Linked DNA regions of Homo sapiens: regions 2 and 3 are each linked to region 1. The links are chromatin loops, found by intact Hi-C in ENCODE. Cell type or tissue: GM12878. All regions are shown on one strand.

What was found. A loop is a pair of places that touch in the nucleus more often than their neighbours do. Peaks named below come from ENCODE experiments on the same cell type or tissue, not always from the same donor. Only the 100,000 strongest peaks of a DNase experiment are listed, where the experiment ranks them.
Region 2: a loop joins it to region 1, with 3 times the contacts of the local background. A loop is called at or near these places in 9 of 110 quality-filtered maps.
Region 3: a loop joins it to region 1, with 2.6 times the contacts of the local background. A loop is called at or near these places in 2 of 110 quality-filtered maps.

The regions. Positions count from the first base shown.
Region 1 is chr4:138,187,526-138,195,525 of GRCh38, reverse strand. All of the region lies in intron 6 of SLC7A11 (solute carrier family 7 member 11), which reads left to right. Among named protein-coding and RNA genes, the nearest start is that of SLC7A11, 51 kb to the left of the region's middle. RefSeq lists an enhancer at 4,798-4,857. In GM12878, no CTCF peak of the experiment used is centred here; DNase peaks (open chromatin) are centred at 3,224 and 4,965; H3K27ac peaks cover 2,577 bases.
Region 2 is chr4:138,400,714-138,408,713 of GRCh38, reverse strand. The region is part of intron 2 of LINC00499 (long intergenic non-protein coding RNA 499); the gene reads right to left. Among named protein-coding and RNA genes, the nearest start is that of LINC00498, 92 kb to the right of the region's middle. RefSeq lists an enhancer at 3,035-3,094. In GM12878, no CTCF peak of the experiment used is centred here; DNase peaks (open chromatin) are centred at 2,323 and 3,093; H3K27ac peaks cover 1,328 bases.
Region 3 is chr4:138,338,939-138,346,938 of GRCh38, reverse strand. The region is part of intron 1 of LINC00499 (long intergenic non-protein coding RNA 499); the gene reads right to left. Among named protein-coding and RNA genes, the nearest start is that of LINC00498, 30 kb to the right of the region's middle. In GM12878, no CTCF peak of the experiment used is centred here; DNase peaks (open chromatin) are centred at 2,746 and 4,988; H3K27ac peaks cover 1,491 bases.

The sequences.
Region 1 (8,000 bases):
TCCATGTCTTGTTCTGTTTGAATTTTAGATTCCGTGAGAGGATGAATTTTTGTGTGTAGCTGATGTCTTTATCCCTTTGCTTATTATAATGTCTAGCATATAGAAGATATTTAACAAACATTGATTAAATGAATGAACTTGATATAAAGAATGTTAATAAATGCAATGGGAAATATCCTCCTGAAATTCAGATGGTTTTAAAAACATTTCTTGCAATAAGGTTTTGATAAAAGCTAAGGTTGTAAGATACAGTGACTTATGAAGACATTACGTGAAATAATACAGTCAATGTATGTGACCGTCCAGAGGTCTGACCTGATCCCACAGACAGCCTTTTTAGAATGCAGAAGAGTGAACAGATCACTTATCCTTTAAATGATCTTCTGTAATGATCATTATTTTTCAGCCAGGCTGACACTTTGAAGTTATAATGATGGAAGGTACTTTGATGTGCTGTACTGCTGCTTGAGGACAGAATCACATCTTCAGAAGACAGGAGAAGAGATTGTAAAGTTGGCATCCTATTCTCTCCTGTGAATGACAGAGCAAAATAAATGCAGAAACTTCCTTAGGATGCTCTGTTACATGAGCAAGTGGGCTTAACTGAGTTTTCAAAGAATTCTATTAAACAATCTTTAGGGATTAGCTTTATGTGCTAAAATTATTAAATAATGAACTTTCAAGAAAACGAACTTTAGATTTCATTAATTCAACACCCTTGTCAACTCATGGGGAAGTGTAAGTCCAGAGAGATTTGGTAATCTGTGTTTCTGCTAGTGATGGGGACATGACTAGACCCAGACTTTTCCATAATTCTGTGAAATCAAGTGAATACAAATATCAGAGACAGAACTCCAGAGAAAAGATGTCACCAAAAGACAATTTACATTTGGGATGGTATATATAGACATTTTTCTTGGTTGTGGGAATTTAGAGTATAAAGCTGAGGGAAATGATGGAAGCAAAGAGAAATTAAGAGATGGACAATTGTATGAACCACTTTTGTTTCCCTTGGGCAGAGAGTCCCTGAGCCATTAGATAGTGGCACTTGACTTGAGAAAAATGTTCCTAAAGAGAGGGACATGAATCTTTGTAGTCTAAGAAAAGGCATTAGTAAATACAAAATGAATGCACAAAAGCTTATTTTTCAAAAGTTTTAACTTTTGAGCTGAAAGATAAAAGATCACAACATTTCCATTTCTGCGGGGAATATGAATCTTTATAAATGGACAGCCTGAGGAGAGGAGAGGGAGGGCTTACAGGAGGTTCTGCCATTCTGAGAGCCTTTGTGACCTTTTCAGGAAACTGTCAACTGTTCCAACCAGGAGTCTTCATCACCACTTTCTTGACAGTGACATATTATCTCTCTGAACTGGCAGGGTGCTTAGCCCATCAACTCTGTTTTTTTCTCTTTCCCACCTTTCCCTCTGCTCCATTCAGCTGCTATGTCATGTCCTCTGTGGCCTTGGCATGTGGATTTACCACTTTAACTAAAGCCAGGCCATTTCTATTGGCTTCCCTATCAATTTTATACTTTTCCTACTAACATTAGCTTCATTTGCTAAAATTATTTTTCCCTTAATTACTCTAAGAGTATGAATAGAGATTTATTGCAGTGAAAAATTATTTTCAATTTTAGGGTCAAATATGTGCATACATACCTATATAATCATTCATATTTAGGCATTTTATAAAGCCAACTCATCTATATTTTATTTATTTATTTAAGATGAAGTCTCACTCTTGTTGCCCAGGCTGGAGTGCAGTGGCACAGTCTTGGCTCACTGCAACCTCCGCCTCCCGGGTTCAAGCGATTCTCCTGCCTCAGTTTCCCAAGTAGCTGGGATTACAGGTGCCTGCCACCATGCCTGGCTAATTTTTCTATTTTTAGTAGAGATGGGGTTTCACCATATTGGCCAACCTGGTCTCAAACTCCTGACCTCAGGTCCACCCGCCTCAGCCTCCCAAAGTGCTAGGATTACAGGTGTGAGCCACTGCACCAGGCCCAATTCCTATATATTTTAAACTATAGGAAGCCAGCATTGGGTCCACAAAGTGATGTAAAGACATGACTTTGAGCATCTAGAACAGTGATTTTAAAACCTACCTCAACTACTGGAACACATCTTTCTTTGATAGAATGTCAATACATAAAACTAGTAAGAGAGGACTCATCTGGTTGAAATGAGTGAGAACAGGATAGTCTATAATCCCATTGCTTATCTTATATTCTAATTCCCAGAGCACCCTACTTGAAAGCCAGTTGTTTAGTTGATCACTAGATATCAAAGTGAAATGATCAATATTAGTTGCACTTGCCTTTTTTGGTCAGAAATGTTGGAGGCAATTTTGGGTGGTAGAAGCAGTAGTTCGTTTGGTGGGATTGAATGTCTCCATGTTTACTTGTTTCATTTCTTATTATGCAGCAGAAATGTGATGGGGCCTGGTTGTGTGTGTATAGTATAAGTGTTGTCAGTTCCTTCTAAGACATGCGTTTACTGTCTAAGGGAATTTTGAACCTCATTCCCATTTACCATGCCAAAACATATATATCTATTTTATGTTGCCTTGTTTTTAGCATAAGAGTATATTTACTTAACGTTGCTTGTCTTATTATGAGTCCTTGGGCAAAACAAGAGGCAATTGTACTTTGTTCTTTGTTGGATGGGTGGCAGTTTTCAGAAATGCAACAGATTTTTAAATTTCAAAATAGCAAACAATGGGGTCTATCTTTCCTCTGTTTTGGGGAAGTAAGAATAATAATTATTTTCTCTCCTAGCTTTTAAAGATGAAAATCAGTTTTTATTTGATATTGTAATTTAGGACATCATTTTAATAATTTTATATCATATGCTTGTCTCATAAATAATATACTATACAATAAAATTTAATGAGGACCCACTTTAAGTCTTGTATAGACTAATTAAAAGCTACAAAAAAGTCTTGATATAATGAGGTCCTTCATTCTTTTATTAGTTAGAATAATGCTAGCTGTTACAACAGACAACCCACAAAATTTCAATGGCTTTAAACAATCAAAAGTTTATTTTTAAAAATTATATAACACTCCATTATTGGTGTCCCTGGCCACCAGTAGGCTTTCACGTTTATTCTGTGACCCGTATTCCTTTCATCATGTGGCTTTGTCATGCTATAGGTCCTTTGCAACTAGCTCACTCAGGAAAAGAATGTCACAAGGTGACACACTTAACCACCTTGGTCTTCAATGACACATCTACTCACATTCTGTTTGCAAGAATGAGTCACTTGCCCCTCCTAGATAAAAGAGGGGCTGGGAAATGTGGTGTCTGTTTTGGTAGCTGCTTCTCATAAATAACTTATACTTTGGAAAGAGAAAACAGACTTTTGGTGAGTAGTTGGTTGTCTGAGCTGTAAATCTGAATCTTAGAAACACTATTATAAAAATCGTTTACCGAAATGTTGCATTATCTTAGTGTTGTGTAGACCAAATCCTGAGGAAAATAATAAATTTTTTTAAAAAATTAAAAACAACCTAAGAGATACAAGAATTGAACATCAGTGTAAAATTTAATTTATTACTATTAAAATATTTTGTGTTCTTAGTTTTTTGTTAGTATTTTATTTAAAACCAATTTTGCTTTTGTACACTAGAACTTCCCTACAAATATGTTTGTGTTTATCCATGATAAATATGGATAACTGTAATGTATCTGGAAGACAAACTCTAAGTCTTTAGAAAATGAGAAAAAATGAGATGCAGACAATGCAAATTTTTTGTGTGTATGAAATGCAAGCAAATGAAAATTTACTCTCAAGCTACATTTTGCTGAATAATTTTATTTAGTCATGAATTTATTCTAATAGTAGAATAAAAATAATGAATAGATAAAACTGCTTATATTTATGTTTCTGATTGCTTATTATTCCATATTCCTGAGTTGTGAGTTTTCATTTTAGTTCATTTCTCTGTGTGGTGGTGGCTAAGAGTGACCCTTCTGGCCATTTTTCTATGTGGCTTTGCTGCACTTTTCTCCTTCCTTTATGCATCTCTGCACATTTTTCCATGAGCTTCCTTCAACCCTGCAGTCTTTTAATCTTTGTCTGTTCATTTCTTACATCTCCCTACAGGTCTCTCTGTCTTCTCTTCTTTTATGGAGTTCTTCATCTGTGGACAATGGAGAATGGTGAGATTTAGATTAGACATCAGTGGTATTGAAATTTAAAATGTCTCAGTGAAAACACCCATAGCCTTGCCGTGGTTCAGTAAGAAGCAGAGGGCAGGTGTTTGATGCTGGAAATCAGTGAGATCACTGTGCACATTTATGTAACAATATGCTCGGCCCATCACTTTGTTCAGCCTTGGCCCAGAATCATCATTAAGCATGAACATGAACCACAGACCTTTAAAAAATGTTCATAAATAGGCTTATTGAATGTTTTCTTTCTCTTGCTATATTTTTTTCAGTGACCACCTATGCCTTCCCTGCAACTATGTGCTATGTCTCTTCAAATACATTTCATTTATAATGTTTTTAATAGCCAAATTCCCACTCAGTAGAAAACTAGAGTTACTGCCATAGCACTAAATGACAGTGAGGCAAAATCACTGAAAACACACAAAGAAATGTGTGTTCTTCTACAGATGCTCTCAGTCATCTGTAGTCCAATTTTTTTCATGTCTGGAAAACTATTTGTTTTCTTGAACGCTTACTTGTACTTCAATCCCTGCTAGAAATGTCAGAAATCAGAGAGGCAGATAGGACTGTTCCATGTCAAGGGGTCTCTGGAGAGTTTAGTGTGAGCAAGAGTCAGGGAAAGTATGTCAAAATGTATGGAAGAAAACTCATGTGAATGAAAAATACGGATAGCTTTTCTTTGAAATGTACTCATTTACTTTTTTTGTCTGCAACACATGACTGAAGTTTGAAGGGTAGAATAAAATTAACAGCTGTGGTAATAAGATAGAGTACTTCTGCAAAAAAGTAAATTGGTGGGTTGAAAAGAGAGAAGTGAGAGATGTTTGCGTCATTTCTGGGTCAGACCTACAGAAAAGCTTTCAAGGTCTTTACAGGGTCACTGTAAAGAAAATGTGAAACAAGTATGATTCAAAAATAAATGCTTTGAATCAAAAGGTACTTAATATAATTATAAGTACTTTATGTTGAGATAAATTACAGCTCCATGTCAATTGTATGTAAAGAAATAGTCCCCAGTTTCCCTTTATGTTTTAAATCTTACATTTTAAGGTATTTGCCATTTTTTGTTCTTCTTAATTTTTTCTCTTTCCCTCCTTTCTTTTTTTCTGAATGCCAAGTACATTTGTTAAAATATTTAGAATTTTTAAATAGAAATGTGAAGCATCAACCATTTCTCTCCAGAACACACAAATGTAGGTTTTGACAGAACTGCCTATCCTCATGCCTAGCCCCACAGCACAAAGACAAGCTTAGATGCCCCGGGATCCATGAGTTCTGTAGTCACCATTGTATGTGTCCAACAGAGGGGAGTGTATATGATCTATTTGGACTTGCACAAATCTCAGAAGACTGTATTCATGTTATAAAATAATCTTGAAATATCCTAAATTCAGACGATTAGAGAATTACTCATGTAATTCAGACCACTCATGTGGGCTGAATGTCAGAAATCCTTCTAACCTTCAGGTCTCCTTGACTTCTCTGGAGAATCAAGCTAGGTTTACTCATTTCATTTTCATAGCAAGGATCACTTTTAGCGAAAATGATGCACTGGAAACAATAGTCATTTCTGATGCTCCATGATAGAGTTGCAAAGCATGCTTTAAAAAATGCACCTTATTCTGCATTATTTGCAAGTTTACTTGTGGTGTGAATGTTTTTTCTACTATTTCTACTATTAGATGTGAAGAAAAGTATACTTGGCTTAAAATGTGTCACACCATGACAATTAGTCTTCTAATATTTGCCTCATTTATATAAAATATAATACATGTTTGTCAGCATGTAAAGGTCCTGGGGGCCTTGTACCTAGAGTTAAAGCAGGCACAAAGCAGCCATGACATTGTGACAAGATATACCATGCGTGTGGAACTCAGGGCCAGAAGAGGTGGGTTCTGGTTCCAGCCCTCCCGCTTACTACTTTTGTGACCTTGGTTATGTCACTCAACCTCTCTGAGCCTTGGTTTTCTTGTTTAAAAATTGCGGGTATTACTTCCTGTTTCCATGGGTTGTTGTAAATTTTGTTTGCCCATGCTCCTTCTCATTCCACAAACGATTTAAAATGACATGCATATATTTAAAGATAAAATAAGATGTATTTGCCAGTGCTTTGTAGATTATACAAACATAAGTTGCCTGCCATCATTATAGGGCCATTTTCATTTCTGGGGAGGCCTATCACTCGGAACAAAAATGCTTCTAAGCACATGTTTTAGAGATTTCCATTTAACAATTTCAAATAAAGCAAGTATGTGTGACGTAGACTGGTTGTAAGTGCCAATTTAAAATAAGCCCATAAGAAAAGAAGACTATCCAAGACCTTTTCGACTGAAGACCATTTACAACTAATAAAAATAGCAGACTCTCACATACTTAATGCCTGTTAATTGAAAAGAGCATATATGACAAAAAGCTGTTAGGATTAAGTAACTCTTGTAAATGGTATTTCGTTAGTCATAACAAACATGTACTAACATTTGAGAAAGAATAGAACTTAATTTTGTTAAGAGTGAGTCATTTTTACTCAGCTTAAAAATTATGCTTTTGTTGCATTTAGGATTGGTGGATACCTCACAAGAACACAGAGGCTTTGAAATATCCGTGGCCTACTGGTTCCTTCCTCTAATTCCCTTCATTATCAAGTGCCATTTGCCTTAATCTTGGGTTACTAGTAATGCTATCTGCGCTGTGCGTCTAAAGCCTCCAGAAAGATTGCTCAGGCATGGCCTAATAGCTTTTATCAGTTCACCCAGTGGCTCTTACACTTTGATACCTGAAACCTAGAGTTAACTGTGTAGGACCAAGCTCTTCTGAAGGAGTCAACTGCTCTCCTCTGTCAATAATGGCTGTTTATGCCAAAACAGCCAAGAGAACCTCCCCACCCCCTTCCCTCTGTCAAAGTGAAATGGAACCTAAGAATGGAAGCTAGTGGCTATTTTGCCATACCCCAACCAACTTGCTATTGCTTAATTCCATCTAATTATCAGCTGGGCGTCGTGGCTCATGCCTGTAATCCCATCACTTTGGTAGGCCGAGGCAGGAGGATCACTAGAGGTCAGGAGTTTGAGAACAGCCTGGCCAACATGGTGAAACCCTGTCTCTAATAAAGATAAAAAAATTAGCTGGGTATAGTGATGGGTGCCTATAATCCCAGCTACTGGGAGGCTGAGGCAGGAGAGTTGCTTGAACTTGGGAGGCAGCAGTTGCAGTGAGCTGAGATTGTGCCCCTGCACTCAAGTCTGGGCGACAGAGTGAGACTCTATCTTAAAAAAAAAGAAAATTTTTTTAAAAAAGAATAATTATAGAGAAATTACTGGATATGCTGTGCATTGCAACAAGATTAGACTCTTTCTCCTTTGTTTATATTTTAAGCTGTTATTTTTCTCACTAATATCTGTGTAGTATATTTGGCTGATAGTAAGATTGTTAGTCTGTTTCTGTTTATCTGAGGCATGGTTACCTTCCCTCCTTCTCTATAAAAAAAAGTTTTTTTAGGGAAATTTATTGTGAGCTTCTGTTTTCTTTTAAATAATACATAATTTTAAAATTCTATTTCCCAAACAGTGAAACGATTTGAAAACATTCACTTGACATTACAATTCATGTTACACAGAAAAGTGATAAAAATCATGAAATCAGTTTGCCCCCTTCTTTATGATAGATAAAACTGTAGTGTTAAAGAATACATGAGAAATACTAGTTTGATAAAAGCTCTAATAAACTTTATATTAAACAACCATGATTTTCCTTAAAAGTAATAGAGTTGAGGGACCCACATGCTTGAAAGTGAATACACTTTGGTGGTCCAAATGCCCGAATTTC
Region 2 (8,000 bases), 210 kb before region 1:
GGTCCTTATTTATAGCATTATACTTTCTTTCTTTTTTCTATTACTTTCCTTGTTCTTTACTGAAATATAATTCCTCATTGAAACACTATAACAAAAAGAATAAAATAATCTCCATTTTAGATTACTTTGTCTTTACAGTTGTATGCTCACTGACTTGTTGGATCCTCTTGATAACTTAGGAATGGCATTGAATTAGTATTATTTGAGCTTCTTAAAGATACATAGGCCGTGTCAGAGTAAACATCTTGCACATCTGAAATGGGATGGAGCAAGACTTATACCTCTCACGAAGGCCCATGGCCCCTAGGATTGTCCTATTTCCTACAGTGTACCACTTTGGAGGTGTGATTCCCAGAGAAAGAAAATACAATTAGAAGTTTCTATTTAAAACAAAACAGAGCAAATACCCACATTTCTTGCCCATACATAGGCAATATTAAGAAATAGATCACCTGTTTCAATGGAGTTAAATAGACATTAGATTGGGAGAACGTGCCTACTTGGTCTATTTTGAGGGATTTACATGTAATTTTGGAGTTGCAATATTATTTTAAAACTTTCAAAGCACAAATCTTTTTCTTGAATAATATTGCATCCTTCTTTTGATTTTCATTTATTCATTAAAAAAATAAATGCTACGGATTAGCCAGATGGCTTTCAAATCAACAGTGAACAGTCTCACGAAACTACTATTTTCCACCTTAGTTTCCCCAAAGGAAATTAAAGCTATAATCTTATAAAATATTCTACATAATTTAAACTCTTGGTTTAATATTGTCATTTTATGCCTTATGCTTACACCTGCATTTTAATAAATGCAACACAGTGTGCATCTCCTGGTGTGTCTCTGGGGATATGCTTTTTATCCTTTTGTTATTTTGCATTGATTTAGAACTACCTTTTCTCTGGGTCATTTGTGGTGTCATAAGTTCTGTCTTTAAGTGATGGCAATAATACAGAGAAAATTTTCTGTTAATGCCGAGCTATTATTTAAAAGAGATAATAATAATTCTTCATGAGAATCTCTACAACACCTTCCTGGGAGGCCAGGAAGAGGCATTTTAGATGATTCCTTTTTAGCAGCTTGGGGACATGAAAAGACTTGTAGTTTGATGCTTTCTTATGTCCGTAGGTGCAGATGAAATGCGATAGTGTAATCAGTAATCCTTGACAGTGATGACAAGGATGTGTGTTCTGCCTGGGATAATTTCCATGAATTCAAGGGCTGTCATTGAGTTTGGCCTGGGCATGACAGCTTCTTCTTGAGGAAGCCATCGTGTACCCTGATATCACCATTTTCTCTTCCAAGAAACAGCTGATATATTGAACAGAGATGACTTGTGGAATATAGTCAAGAAGTAGCTTAAATGTTCTCTCCCTCTATCCTTTTAAATGTAGTTTGTAAGTTTAGCCTTTTCATTTCTTTGTGAAAAGTTAGGCAGATTCCATGATGTTTCTGGTCACTGTTGAGTAATACAGTTTTCTTGTTACTTCAGGTCACAGAAAACTGCCCCAGTTTAGTAATTTAACTGTCAGAAGCATGTGTTTGTAAAAACTTTGATCTTGTGTTAAAGTTGAAGTTTTTTTCCTTTCTGGCAGCTTGAGTCTGCTGTGAGTGGGAAGCCAGAAGTTGAAGTAGGGGTGGAAGAGATTTATTACCTAGTCTAATACTACTTCTACTCCTTCTCCAATTCACCGGCAGAGTTTTCTGGCTCTTCAAGGATTGGTGCCAGGAAGGAAGAAGTAAGAAAGGCAGCAAAGATGTTACTTCACAGCTCCTTGTGAGGTGATCTAGCATTTTGGCAGTTGTTTACAGCTGACAACTTGACAGATGGTCACAGCAGACTCTTTTGTGGGGGCTTTTGTGAATTTTCTGTAGTTCTCTGTAAGATCTCAAGCAGGGGTCAGCTTGCTCTTTGCAGTATGATCAGTAAATGTGTCTTCTCTGAAGCAAATGATCCCCCTTCTCACTTTGTGGCATATCCTATGAATTCTATCCAGTGCCTGATGAATGTGTGATAATCAATTGATGACAGATAAAGAAACACTGCCATAAACTGAGTTGGTTAATCAATATAATGAAAGAGTTTATACTGATAGGATGTATGGGATAGAAGAAAGCACACATCAACACAATGATAAATAATATTGATATTGCAAGTAGACAGGAATAGTAATGATGGAATTGAAGTCATCTGCAAGGGGCAAAGACAAAAAGGAAAATAAGAAAGAAGGGCATATAGATAAAATTGCATTGTCAAGTGAAAAGAGAATATGTTTAGGATTGTCTGACAATCAAAAACTGTTTAAAAGAGGAAGTTATACCAGCATATTGCATTTGTGGTTAGGTAGACAATAATTTCACAACAGCACATGACTCAATAGGCTTGAACAGCACGAAGTGTCTGCCCAAATGCTACTAAGAATTTAGGCAGTCAATAAAACAGGGAAGAAAAAAGTGAATGGACATTTTTCTTTTCAAGAGAAGCTTTATATGCTTCTTTTAAAAGGATGGAAGTATGTTATAAACAGAAATTAAATGGTTGAAATAGGGTTTAATTTAAAGACAGTAAGACCATCAATATGCTCATTAAATACCAGTTGGCTATTAGAAACCTGTTTAATGAGATTTACCAACCACTAAAACCATCATGTCTGTCAGTTCAGCAGCCATTAAATATCAGTAATTTTGTTTGTTATGGAAAATACAGTTAAACTATTCCAAGAGAGTCAGAAAGTTACAAATAACAATGAGTAATATAATATTTGTTGAGTGTTTATAGCAAACTAGCCACTACTCTAACATTTTCCTGAACACAATTTCCTTTAGTACTCACAAGGTCAGTGTCACTGTGTCCTATTCATAGTTAGGGGAACTGAGGCCTGGGCAGTGTAATTAACTTACCTAAGGTCACACAGCCAGGCAGTGGGTTGAAGCTTAAACTCAGGCAGTCTGACTCCAGAACCCACATTCCTAACCAATGAGTTACCCAATGGTACCTGTCATAAAATATATCCAGCAGTCTTAGGGCAAATCTAATAGTAGCAGCCTTACCTGCTAGAGGCTGGTGATCTGATTTTCAGCCCAGACCTCCATGTGGTCTTTGTCACACTGGTGGCAGGAGTCAGATGGTCTCTTGCAGAAAGAACTGTGAGAGAGTCACCTGTCACAGGCCCTTGCTTTCACTTCTGCACAGTTTCAGCCAGATCAAGGACTGGAGACAGGAAAGCAGGGCTCCTGAAGTTTTGACCCTCCTAGCTCTTTCTTTGTCTCGGATTTTTAATTCTTTCATCACCTGCAGTCTCTCAGATCTACTTTCTCTTTGGTCACTACCCAAAGCTCTCTTTCTTACCATCCTGCATCACCTCGTTTTGTATCTTCCATTTTGTTTGTGGCCTGGGGTGCAGGTGGGCAATGGTATAGGGGAGAGCTTGTCTCAAAGATTCACTGATTCCTGAGGGCAGAGTGTGTTTGCAGAAGGCTGAAAATGTGCACGAAGACCCCCTGAATGTTTTGCATCTGTGGTATTGTATTATGGTTAACATTTTGGGGGCAAATTGTGAATGGTGAAAGCTTAAAAAAAACCCAACTAATTATGAAAGGGAATGTTGTGCTTACATAATTATTGCTTGTCAAAACTGCGCTTAATAAATACAGCCCATAGCAGGATTTTATTCTCTGCATTACAGTTAATAATTAATCCTCCAAACTTATTGTCTACTGCTAATAAACACATACCAAGCTTATTACTCTCTCTAAATTCTTGCCCAATATGTCAACTTGTTTCCTTCTTATTTCTTTTCTCTTACCCCTAATTTTTAAAAGTTGAAATCCATATTATTTCATACTGCTCAATAATGCTTCTAAAAACTTTTTTTCCTAGAGTTTTTCTACAAATAGAAGTGTTGAATAATAAAATTATAATCATATCTTTATCTTTCACTTGGCTAGATTTTGGATTATGCCCTTAGGTTAAGAACTGTATCTTTTGCACCTCAATACAGTGCCAATCACATTGCTACACTTTACAACTAAATAACAACCTTAGTACCAACATATATGAGGTCTTATTAACCTTAACTCTGAACTTATACTTTTAAGGAAATAATTATGCATACACACTAGACTATGTGGGAGTCCAAAGTCTGGAAAAAAATATAGCAAGACCTTTATGTAAGATACTCAACCAAACATATTCAGCTAAAATAAAATACCCAATTCTAGAAATAGCATGTAGTGGATGACACCAGTAAGCTAAACCAGATGGCTTGTATGACAATGTCCTGTGTTAGAGATTCTGAAGTCACCCTTTGGGAACCCATTTCATTGCCTAATATTGAAGTTGGAAAGAAACTCTTTGCATCTGATCTTTATTTTCCTTTATGTAACTAAGTCTGTTTCTTCTTGGACTGTCTATCTGGGAGGTAAAAACAGTTGATTCTTAAAAGAACTCCTCCATTGGTCAGAGTACTCTCATTAAGTCAAGTTTATATTTCTTTCTTTAAGCCAAATAAAAACTCTTGTTATTCATAGTTGCTGATGGGGTAGTTTGCCACATGTATGAAGAGGGCCGCACAATGCACTACATGACGTAAGTTTCACACCTGTGATCTGTGGATAAGTGAACAAGTTCCCAATATTTTCTGTCACCTGGAATGTGCTGATTTAATTGATAAGATTTTCTACCCTGGCTTTCAATTTCCCAGTTTTTAGAGATCCACAGCAGATGATATTAAAGAACCGAAACAATGGCGGTGATAGAACTAACATAGATGCTTCAAAGAGGAATAGTTTATTCTTTATGGTGCAGACTGACACATGTTTTTAGTAGATCTAGTTGATTATCAGCCCACAAGCTTTATGTTTGCTTTTGCAGCTGTTCTATCCAATGACGGAGCCACTAGACCCATGTAGCTTTTTAAGTTTAAAATAGCTAAAATAAAATAAAAATAAAATAAAAAATTTGGTTCTTCAGTCATGGTAGCTACATTTGATTACATGAGGGTAATGGCTGACATATTGGACAGTACAGTTATGGCGCATTTCTAACATTTCAGAAAGTTCTGATGGAGGGTGCTCCTAGTATAGAACAACCCTGGTCTTCGGCCTGCATGCTTGTAGTGACACAGAAAAGTAACTTTCAAAGATCTCTACAACCTAAGACCATATCCTTAGGTTGTTGAGTGCATGGTAAAAGAATATTAGAGATGGGGAAATAATTTCTACCCCATAAACACATTCTCAACAGTAGGACAGACTTAACACAAGAGGGACTTAGAGAGCTTCTCTCTGGTCTCAGAAAATAGTCATCTTTTCCCACTTGACTGCTTATCCATATGGTAATTCTCTTCTTAGGAATTAGGAGAGCCATTGAGTTTTTCACTTTGTTTGCTTTATATTTTCAACATCATTTTATAATGAGTACTTTCTCAAATTCTTTTTTATTTTTATTTTTTGTGACAGGGTCTTGCTCTGTTGCCCAGGCTGGAGTGCAGTGATGCGATCTCGGCTCACTGCAGCCTCCACCTGTCAGGTTCAAGCGATTCTCCTGCCTCAGGCTCCCAAGTAGCTGGGATTACAGGCACGTGCCACCATGCCCAGCTGGTTTTTGTATTTTTAGTAGAGATGAAATTTCACCATGTTGGCCAGGCTGGTCTTGAACTCCTGGCCTCAAGTGATCTGCCCACCTCAGCCTCCCAAAGTGCTGAGATTATAGGTGTGAGCCACCATGCCTGGCCTGAAATTCTGTTAGAGAACATTCACAACCTCCATAATAAAGTAGTTTACTGTTATTTACAAGTCAACTGAAACAAGTTTTAATATTCATTTCTGTGATTTAAAACTCTTTCTTCATAACCCTTTAAATGTATGAAAAAGTGGGATTTTGTGGATTCTAAGGTAACATAATATTAGTAGAGAATGATTTTACTGTTTTTACCTTTGGGTTCTTGTATGATATGGTTTGGTTCTGTGTCCCCACCCAAATCTCATCTCGAATTGTAAAACCTGGATGTTGAGGGAGCGACCTGGTGGGAGGTGGTTGGATCATGGCAGCAGTTTCCCCTATACTGTTCTCATGCTAGTCAGGGAGTTCTCATGAGATCTGTTGTTTGATAGATGTCTAGCAGTTTCCCTTGTGTGCTCTCTCTCTCTCTCTCTCTCTCTCTCTCTCTCTCTCTCTCCTGCCACCTTGTGAAGAAGGTTCTTGCTTCCCCTTCACCTTCTGCCATGATTGTAAGTTTCCTGAGGCTTCCCCAGCCATGCAGAACTGTGAGTCAATTAAACCTCTTTTCCTTATAAATTACAGAGTCAAGTAGTATCTTTATGGCAGTGTGAGAGCAGACTAATACACCATATATATGTATTAATCTCAATGCTTTATTGTAAAAGTGAGTGTTAAGATTGTTTATAGGTGCTTTGCTCCTTCCCACATTTGGTGACAAGGCCCCTCACTGGTATCATGGCAGGCTCTGTACTAAGCAAGATATTAAGATGAAAATTTCATATTGATAATTAGAATGAAAAACATAAGCAATTGTTTGCCAAGTGAGTTACATCTGAGATTGCTCTCCTTAAATTTTTTTTAAATTCAATCTTGGTTTCTAATGAACAACCCTATAGAATTAGTAAATTATTTAAATAAGATTTAAGTAGACTTAAATACATTGCTGTTACTTGAAGAAAAAACAGTCTACTCAAGAATAACTTAATTTTTTCAAAGATAATATTTAAGATGGAGGAGTTATAAAGGAACATATATCTTTGATGTGACTTTAATACTCAAGAGTTGGCTGTTTAAAATCAAGATGAAAATACAGCTGTATTAATTTGGCTCCTTAGTAGCCTCCATCACTCTGCTTAGCACTTCCAGAGGTCTGTTTTCTTTCTTGTTTTCTCAGGTTGATGAACCCATTGTGACAAATGTTAGGGGGTTATTTAAATCCTTTAAAATGCTTCTCTGCAAAATGTGGTTCTTCTTCAGATCCTTAGCTACTGGTAAAAGTGTTTACATCTGGCCAAAACGTTGCCTCTGGGAATCCAGAGGGGTGAAAAGATGAAATGGCCAAGGGCAGCATCCTCATGCATTACATTATCACCTGTCACTATGTCTTAACGTTCTCTGTAAGAACAAGATGGCCCTCCCCACTCAGGCCAAGACCTTGAGCACTGGCCAGATGCCAAGCAGCTTGTTTGACCTCATTAAAATTGAGCGATCATGTAAATGTTTGGGTCTGAGGCCAAATCTCTTAGAGCTGTTTAAAATTTCTGAGGATATTATCATAAGACATTTGATTTGTGATCTTTTCTTAGTATTTTCTAGCTGGGCACTCTGAATGGAAATAGGCCAAGAGGGAATTAGATCTGGAAATTACTATTAAAAGCAAAACACGTACTAGAAAAAACACAGCCAATACATGGCTACTTATCTCACTCTTTTTTTCTCTAAAAACAATTCATGTTGTAAAAACTTAGCAAATATAATACTTAAAAATTATAGTTAAATGAAACTTGTGAACTACAAAAATATGGCGTTAGCTGGCCAGACAAGCAAGTGGTGTTTATTTTCAGGGAGTAGGGATTTGGGGTCCTGACAGCATCTATTTGATACTACGCTAACACAGAGTCATGACCTCTGCTTCCATGCCTATTCTGCTGAAGGTCAAAAAAGTGAATTTAGATTATATAGAAAGTGCAGTACAGGAGAACAGTGCAATTTCTCATGGCTTCATCAAGATCACGTGGGATTGGTAACTGCTTAGATTTTCTGAAGGCTGAAGATTTTCTTGAATATAAATCAAACTCCCATCTATGAAGGATAAATTTTTTACTTCCAGTTTAATTATTTACTGCCAAAGGACATGCTTCTGCTATTGCTTTGGTTCCCGTGAACTTCCCTGCACAGTGGTTCCGTCAAGTTGGTGCAAATGCCTCCACTAATTGGTGTCCTGCCCTGTTGTCCTCATGCTGAGTTCAGCATGAAGTCGGTCTCTCTCAAAGA
Region 3 (8,000 bases), 150 kb before region 1:
TTATAATTAAGGATTACTTGGAGGCCAGATTCTTCGTTCTTTTGCCTGTCTGTCTAGCTGTTACTTTGTTTGAAGAATACAATGTTCTCATCATTCCTAGTCTTACCAAGTATATGATTCAGTCCTTGTCTTTGGAAGCCCCATTGCTGTTTTCTGTTAACCTCTAGGATCATTTGGCAGTGGCGCAGGGAATATAAAGCGCTCTTCCAATTGCGACCCATCTTCTAGCAGGGAGACTCACAATCTAAACTCCATGACAGACTATTTGCGACCTTAAAACAGAATCAAAATAGCCTTTGTTTACCTGTATTTGGAAATATATTTTGGACTGTACATATAATATTCTCATTGCCCCAAACACACAATTTGGACAGAGTCTTGCATTCCTCTTCCAGAATTTTAAAGTTACATAAAGTTGTAGTGGCTGCATATTCATTTTGAAGTCTGCCAGTCAAAAATCATTCACATCTGCATTTCATGAGTGTTGGGCCAAGCTAGGATGGAGAGATATTATCTTCATCATTTCAAGTTCTGAATTTTATATGCAGGTTACAGATAAAATCATAAGGACAAATAATCCATCATTATCACTTACAGTCCACAGCATTTTCTGTTGCATGGACTAAAGTTTCAGGTTATGTACTTACTATAAATAAGAAGAGGATAAGAGCTAACATTTACACGGCATTTCCCAAACATTAATTAATTCAGCAGCAAAATAAATATTATATCTTATGACAGAAAGCTGCCCAAATTTTATAACTAAATTATTTATTACTTGGGAAATGTTTTAGTTGTACGGCGATCAGATAAGCAGAAAAAAAGGGACTGCAACACAAGGTGTTCTTATTGTTCATGTTTGCACTGAGATAATTTGATGGGCCTAACTCTTCATAGGGAATACACCTGGTATTTTAACTTACTCCAGTGATAGTTACACAGCAGTAGGCACACAATGACTAGCTTATAATACTGTTTAAATAAGTTGCAAATAACAAGTCAAGAAAACTATAAATAAAGCATTAGTTAGACGTAAACAAATTAGAAATGTGGATGAATCTGAGAGTAGGGATTTGCTGAGAAAGGATAAATGATAAGTGCATTTGTTTCTCAGGGCAGCTGTACCAAATTCCCACAAACTCAGTGGACTCAAACAACACAGATTTATCATCTTACGGTTCTGGAGGTCAGAAGTCTGCAGTGGGTCTCACTGGGGCAAAATCAAGGTATTGGCTTGACTATATTCTTTTCTGGAGGTTCTAGGGAAAAATGTGATTTTTTTTTTTCCAGCTTTGAAGCCTGCCTATGTTCTTCCATTTCTGGCTCCCTTCCATTTTCAAATTCAGCAAAGGCTGTTCAAGTCTCACATTGTATCACCATAAGACTGACTCTTCGGCCTCCCTCTTTCAAGTTTGAGGGCCTTTTTATTACATTGGGCCCACCTGGATAAATCCAGGATGCAACACCTATTTTAAGGTTAGCTGGTTAGCAACCTAATTTCACATGCAACCTTAATTCCCTTTGCTAGGTACCCTAACATATTTAGTTTCCAGGATTAGAACATAGACATCTTTGTGGGACCCTTATTCTGCTTATCACAGGAAGGTAATATGATACAGTGATGTGATATAGCAGAGCGCCCACCTCGTAAAGTCAGGACTGGCTCTAACTTGATAAGTATAAGGACCACCTTGATCCAAGCCACAGCTCATGCCTCTGGAGTTTCTACTATAATATAGCTAGAAAGAATTACCCAAGTCAGAAACCTGAACATCATCCTCAAAGCCTCTCTTTCCCATCACCTACATCTGATTTTGTTATCAAGATCTGTTAATTTTGCCTCTTAAATATCTCCGGAAATTCTTCCCTTTGTTGCATTTCTTATCTTATCTTCTTAGCTCAGGTTCTCGTCAACTTTCACCAGAACAATTGCATTTATCTCCCAGCAGGTGTTTCTGTTTAAAGTCTGAAGTTAGCCCATCTCTATTTCCCACATAAGTATCAGGGTGGGCTTTCTAAAACACAAGGCTGTTTATGTCATTTTCCTTTAATAATCACGTAACGGCTGCCCATCCTTCATAGGAGAGATTCTCATCTTGAGAGAATCACAATCTTTCTAAAAAGGCATTTTGAGCTACTGAAATGTAAATTTTCACTCACCTAGCCCAAGTTTCTAAGATGTTGCTTTAGGGATCATACCCCTTCCCCCTCATTGATCAACCATTTGAATACCATTGTGTAAGTATCTGGTACACAAATAAGCACAACTATTAGATACAGAGTGATTTTTTTTTCTCTCCATGGTCCCTTAATGCTTTGTTCTTTGGAGCTAGTTTTTACTCTGCTCTTGGTGAAAACTCCACCATACCACTGACCTTTGTAATTAATCTTAGGTAATACAAAGTCATAGGATCATCAAATATATATAGCTGGGGAGAATTACACAAGGAGAAACCCAAGCATAATATTCAAAACCCTGTCTTCCTCACTACCTACATAAAATATGTTCATCAAAAGCCTTCAGTTATGCCTCTTAGACATCTCTTGGATTTGTCTAGTTTCATATTACAGGTAAAATGTCCAACTGCACTCAGATTACAGCTATTCTTCTTTTCCTAACTAAGGCCGACTGGTGGAAAGCTTGCAGTTGGGGAAGTGGATGTGGTCAGACTTTTCATTTTGGACAAGCTCTTCTCTCAAGTTGAAAAGTGTGGTTTCTAATTGTTTTAAATGTAGTGGAGGAAGTGATATGTGGGCTGGAAATATCCTACTTGACTGGTATATTCAAAAGTTGATTTCATACTCTCAGGACATGGCTGAAGTTAAAAGCCTTCTTCTTCTTGGTTGCTGAAATTGTGGTTCTCTTTAGAAGTCTCAACACTGGGACTTCTAAAGAGTACATGTAGATGTAGAGCACTCATCTACATTTCCCTTGATGCAGGTGATATACTTTTCTCTGACTCTAGGAATGCTGTATTTTAAGCATTGTCATGCTGAGGCCTGTTTGCCCCTATGGGTGACCCTGTAATAAAGGAGTTCACATGTAGCCCAAATCTAGTTACAGCAAACACTCTTGCATGCTTTGTGTCAACCAAAGTTGGGAGTCAGGCAACTGAAATATGCTGCCTCCCCTTCCTTCCTCCTGCTTGGAACAGCTGGCCAGCCCCACTCTGCTTTTTGAATTTTCCCTGTGGGAATCAGACTTCAATCCACTGTGTCACTCCAATAGCAAGGACACCTACCAAGCTCTCGGTTGAAGCTCTCTCATTAGGGTTGAGGTGAGAGGTGAACAGATCCTTTCCCTTGGAGCTGGTGTTTCTCACAGCAGATTAACCCATGAGTAGCTCTCTCTATGGTCCCCACTAATTCTCTCCACAACTGCTGTCTAAACTCTTATGTTCTTCACATGCATGAGAGGTTTAAGTTTCTAATAAGTACTCTTTTTACTTTCACTTGGTGTGATGGTTAATTTTATGAGTTAACTTGTCTGGGCTACAGGTGCCCAGATATTTGGTCAAACATTCTAGGTGTTTCCGTGCAGGTGTTCTGGAATGAAATCAGCACTAAAAACAATAGGCGGAGGAAAGCAGACTGCCCTCCCTAATGTGGATGGGTTCATCCAGTCAGTGGAAGGTCTGAATAGAACAAAAACACCAACCCTCCCCTGTGTAAGACAGAATTCCTCCTGCCTTGCTTCCTTTGAAACTGGGACATCAGCTTTTTCTTGCCTTTAGACTCAAACTGAAACATTAGTTCTTCTTGGATGATGAGCCTGCCGGCTCTTGGACAGGCGCTCCACCTTCAGCTCTCCTGCAACTCCAGCTTGCTGGCTCTGTCTCTATCCACACACACATCCTATTGGTTCTGTTTTTCTGAAGAACCCTGACTTGGTGATCTATTTTGCAACTCATTTTGGTTTCTAATACTTGTTGCCATATATTCATAGCCAAATTTCCACTTAAACATCGTGCTACACATCTCACATGTAATGAAAAATGTATCTGATTGGAGTGTATTATGCATGTGGACAGTATAGATGAAGAAAAAAGATAAAAAACCCTTTCTAAATCTACACTGTCAAATACAGTAGTCATGAGTCATGTTGGCTGTCTACATTTAAATTTAAAACAATTTAAATAAAATTTTTAAAAAATTGGGTTACTCTGTGGCACAAGACACATTTCAAATTCTCAATAGTTGCATGTGGCTAGTGGCTACCATACTGCACAGCACAGACATGTTGTCGGTGGGCCAGTTCAGGTTCCTGATTTCATCACACAAAGGAATTTGACAGTGAGTCCAAATAAAAGTAGACAAAGGAAGTCAGGTGCAGTGACTCACACCTGTAATCCCAGCACTTTGGGAGGCCGAGGCGGGTGGATCACCTGAGGCCAGGAGTTCGAGACCAGCCTGACCAACATGGAGATAACCCATCTCTACTAAAAATATGAAAATTAGCTGGGCGTGGTTTGCATGCCTGTAATCTCAGCTACTCAGGAGGCTGAGGCAGGAGAATCACTTGAACCCAGGAGGCAGAGGTTGTGTTAAGCAGAGATCGCACCATTGCACTCCAGCCTGGGCAAAAAGAGTAGAACTCTGTCTCAAAAAAGTAAAAAATAAAAAAAAATAAAGGAGTTTATTGGAAAGTAAAAGTGCACTCTGACAGCTGATCAAAGTAGGCTGCTCAAAAGTAAGACAGCACCGACTGATGCTGGGGAAACTCCCTTTATGAGAGTCTTACATGATTTTCATGAAGGGATGGGAATGGGCATTGTTGCTATGCATGTTGTCTGTGGTCTTCTGGACACATATGCACTATTGCTGCCATCCTAGTACATATATTGCATGCCTCCTTAGCATCTTAATTCTCTACATAGCAATGTTTTTAACTATTATAATGAGCATAGGTCAGCCCAAAGACACTGATCATGGGATTCTGTGCTTGTAAAAATTTGGGGACTTTCTCCCCTTCTCTTTTACCAGCTTGTGGCAGGATGTTCTAACCATGAGCCCAAGATGTGGTTTGTGCACTGTTGGGTGGTTTGTTCCTCTTTAAGAGAGCTATGACCACCTTATCTAACCCACCTCAGATGCAGAAGATTTCCCTCATTGCAGAATGTTCTATTTGGCAGCGTTACACTAGATATGTCCAAGTGCATTAGAGAGTACACCAGGCCCTTCCTTCTTCTGACCAAATCATCATTATTCTCTAGCTTACATCTTCATCTAGGCATACAGAAGAATTTGCCACTTTTTAAACTTCACCCAGGTTGCTTCCTGTCTCTGAAATGCTCTTTCTTCGTTTTTCTTCTTCTTGCTCAACTTCTTATTTCACTCAAGTGTCCTTTATACTGTGGAAATTTCCTTATTTCCAGGAAGAATGAGATAGTTACCTTTGCTCTTCTAATGCCCTGTCTATTCTTCTATGGTTGTGCTTATTTATTATTACATTAAATTTTTATTGTTCATGTCTTTTCCTGGGTGTTCACTGGGTTCTGAGCTTCTTTAAGACAGGGACTGTAGCTGACCTGTACAGCTCCTGCCACAATATCTGGCCTGAAGAAGACACTCAGCATATTCTTAAATGACTTAGCCAGTGGCAAAGACCCCCATTGGATTAAAAACCACCATGGGATGCATCTACTTCTGGATCAACCAGGAATCTGTTTCTAATATAATTTCCCCTAAAGTCCATGATTATTCTATTATATTCTCCTATATTATTTAATTCATGATATAGCGTTAGGGGTTGAATTGTGTACTCTCAAAATTCATATGTTAAAGCTCTAACTTCCAGTACCTCAGACTGACTGTATTTGGAGAGTCTTTAAAAAGATGATTAAGTTAAAATGGGGCCATTAGGGTGGATCCCAAATCCAATCTAACTGGTGTACTTGCAAAAAAGGGACATCTGGATACATAGAGAGATGCCAGGGATACATGTGCAGAGGAAAAAACCACGTGACAACACTGCAAGAGGTGGCCAAGGAGAGAGGCCACAGAAGAAGCCACCCTGCTGCTACCTGGTCGCAGCCCTCCAGCCTCCAGGACTGTGAGAAAATACATTTCTGCTGTATAAACCACCCAGCTTTTGATATTTTGTTATGGTATTCCTACAAAACTATATGCATAGGAATATATCTAATACAGCCAAGTAATTTTTCAAAATATTAGTATGTTAAGATAACATATTTTAAAAATAGAATAATTTTATAAAATTTTAGTACTCAAGAAAATTATATAACAAAACTATTCTGGTATTTTTTGTGATCTGATGTCATATGTTACAAAGAACATCAACTCTTCCTGGGTCTTGGGCCTCCTGACTTTTGGATAGGAACTATATAACTCACATGTACACATTTCTATATTCAACACTGTAACTAGTATCTATTGCACATGTAAACAATGCATTAAGTGAATTGGTGGCATTAAGTGAATGTTGTACTGAGTATACACATTTTTCCTTCCTTTTTAACAGAGCTGGAGAAAAGTGAAAAATGCTGGGTTCCTGTGATACAATTACCTAAATAGCCCCGGTATTTGTATATACCCAATGTCCAAGCTCCCCAGATTGCCTCAAGATAAGCTAAATTTTAGAAAATTTTTTTGGTTAACTATTTCTTCTGTTTATTGGCAACGTGTATTTTATTTGTGCTAATTAACTGCCTAGTGTACTTTGTCCATCTTTCTTTTTTTAATTTTTAATTTTATTTTACTTTAAGTTCCAGGATACATATTTATTTAACCAAAAAAAAAAAAAAAAAGCAAATCCAAAAGACATATTTTTACTTCTGAAAACCTATAGGTATAACTGATTTTTACCTATGCTAGTCATTCTGATGATTTCTGTAACTTCTAGTGAGAAAGTGTTGGGATCTTTTCTAAAATTGTGATCCTCATTTTCTACCACCTGATGCAGAAATAACCACTGTTAGGAAGAGTTCTTTGGCTATCTAATTCAGTTGCATATAGAGGGGCTTCTAAAAGTCCCAGAAATCAGTCACAATAGTTTTCTATCTTGGGAAAAGCTCACATTTGCTTTATAGTAACATGCAGAGGCTATCATATTGAGACACAAACCTGAATTCTCTATTTCTCGGCTTTCGATATAAAGAGCTATATTGAGTTCATTCACCCTGTGGGCTTGCCATTCTATGAGTCTACATGATTGAATTTTCTGTTCCATTGATCTGGTGTGGAAAGATGCTGGTAGGAGTCTGGCATAATCAGCGAAAGACTGTCCTAAAATTTATATTTTATTACCTTCTTTTTCTATGTCTGGTAACCACCAAATAGCCACCCTAAAGACCGCTTGCTTTCTATACATTTCTATTCACAGTGGAGGAATATATGGACTGAGCGAGGTGTAAGTTTACAAACATATATATATGCTTGTGTGTGTGTGTGTGTGTGTGTATAATTGCATGTGTATTTATTTTTAGAGGCATATATCATAAAACACATAACTTACAATTTTTATACTACAGACTCAAACTCATGTAAAGAAGGAGTTGCTTTACATTTGAGTTCATTATCTTATTCCATCCTCACAGAGACTTTATGAAGTAGATACTAGTAATATCTAAGTAATATTCTGGATCCAAGGTCACTATAAAATCAGGCTGACTGCAATTAAAACAATTCTCTATGGCTTAGCCCGACAAAGGTTAATACTCACTCGCAAATACTAATGCAGAATTTCTAGTTGGACAGCTTGGCTCCGAGGGGCTAGATCTGGGCCCTTTCCATTAAGTGACTTTACCCTTTCTAAAACTTTCACTTCCAGATGCACAGACTAAAAAGAGTAGGTTTGGAAAATTTCTTGGAATATTTTAGGAGCATGGTGTGAAAGAGGCTTCTATCACTTCTGGCTGCATTCCAGGGCTTGCTGTCAGTCATATGGCCAACTCAGCTGCAAGGGAGCCTGGGAAGTAGAGAGACACACACTGTTATATGCACACTCTAATAGTTCCTGGGCCCCTCACGCAGTCAGTAAG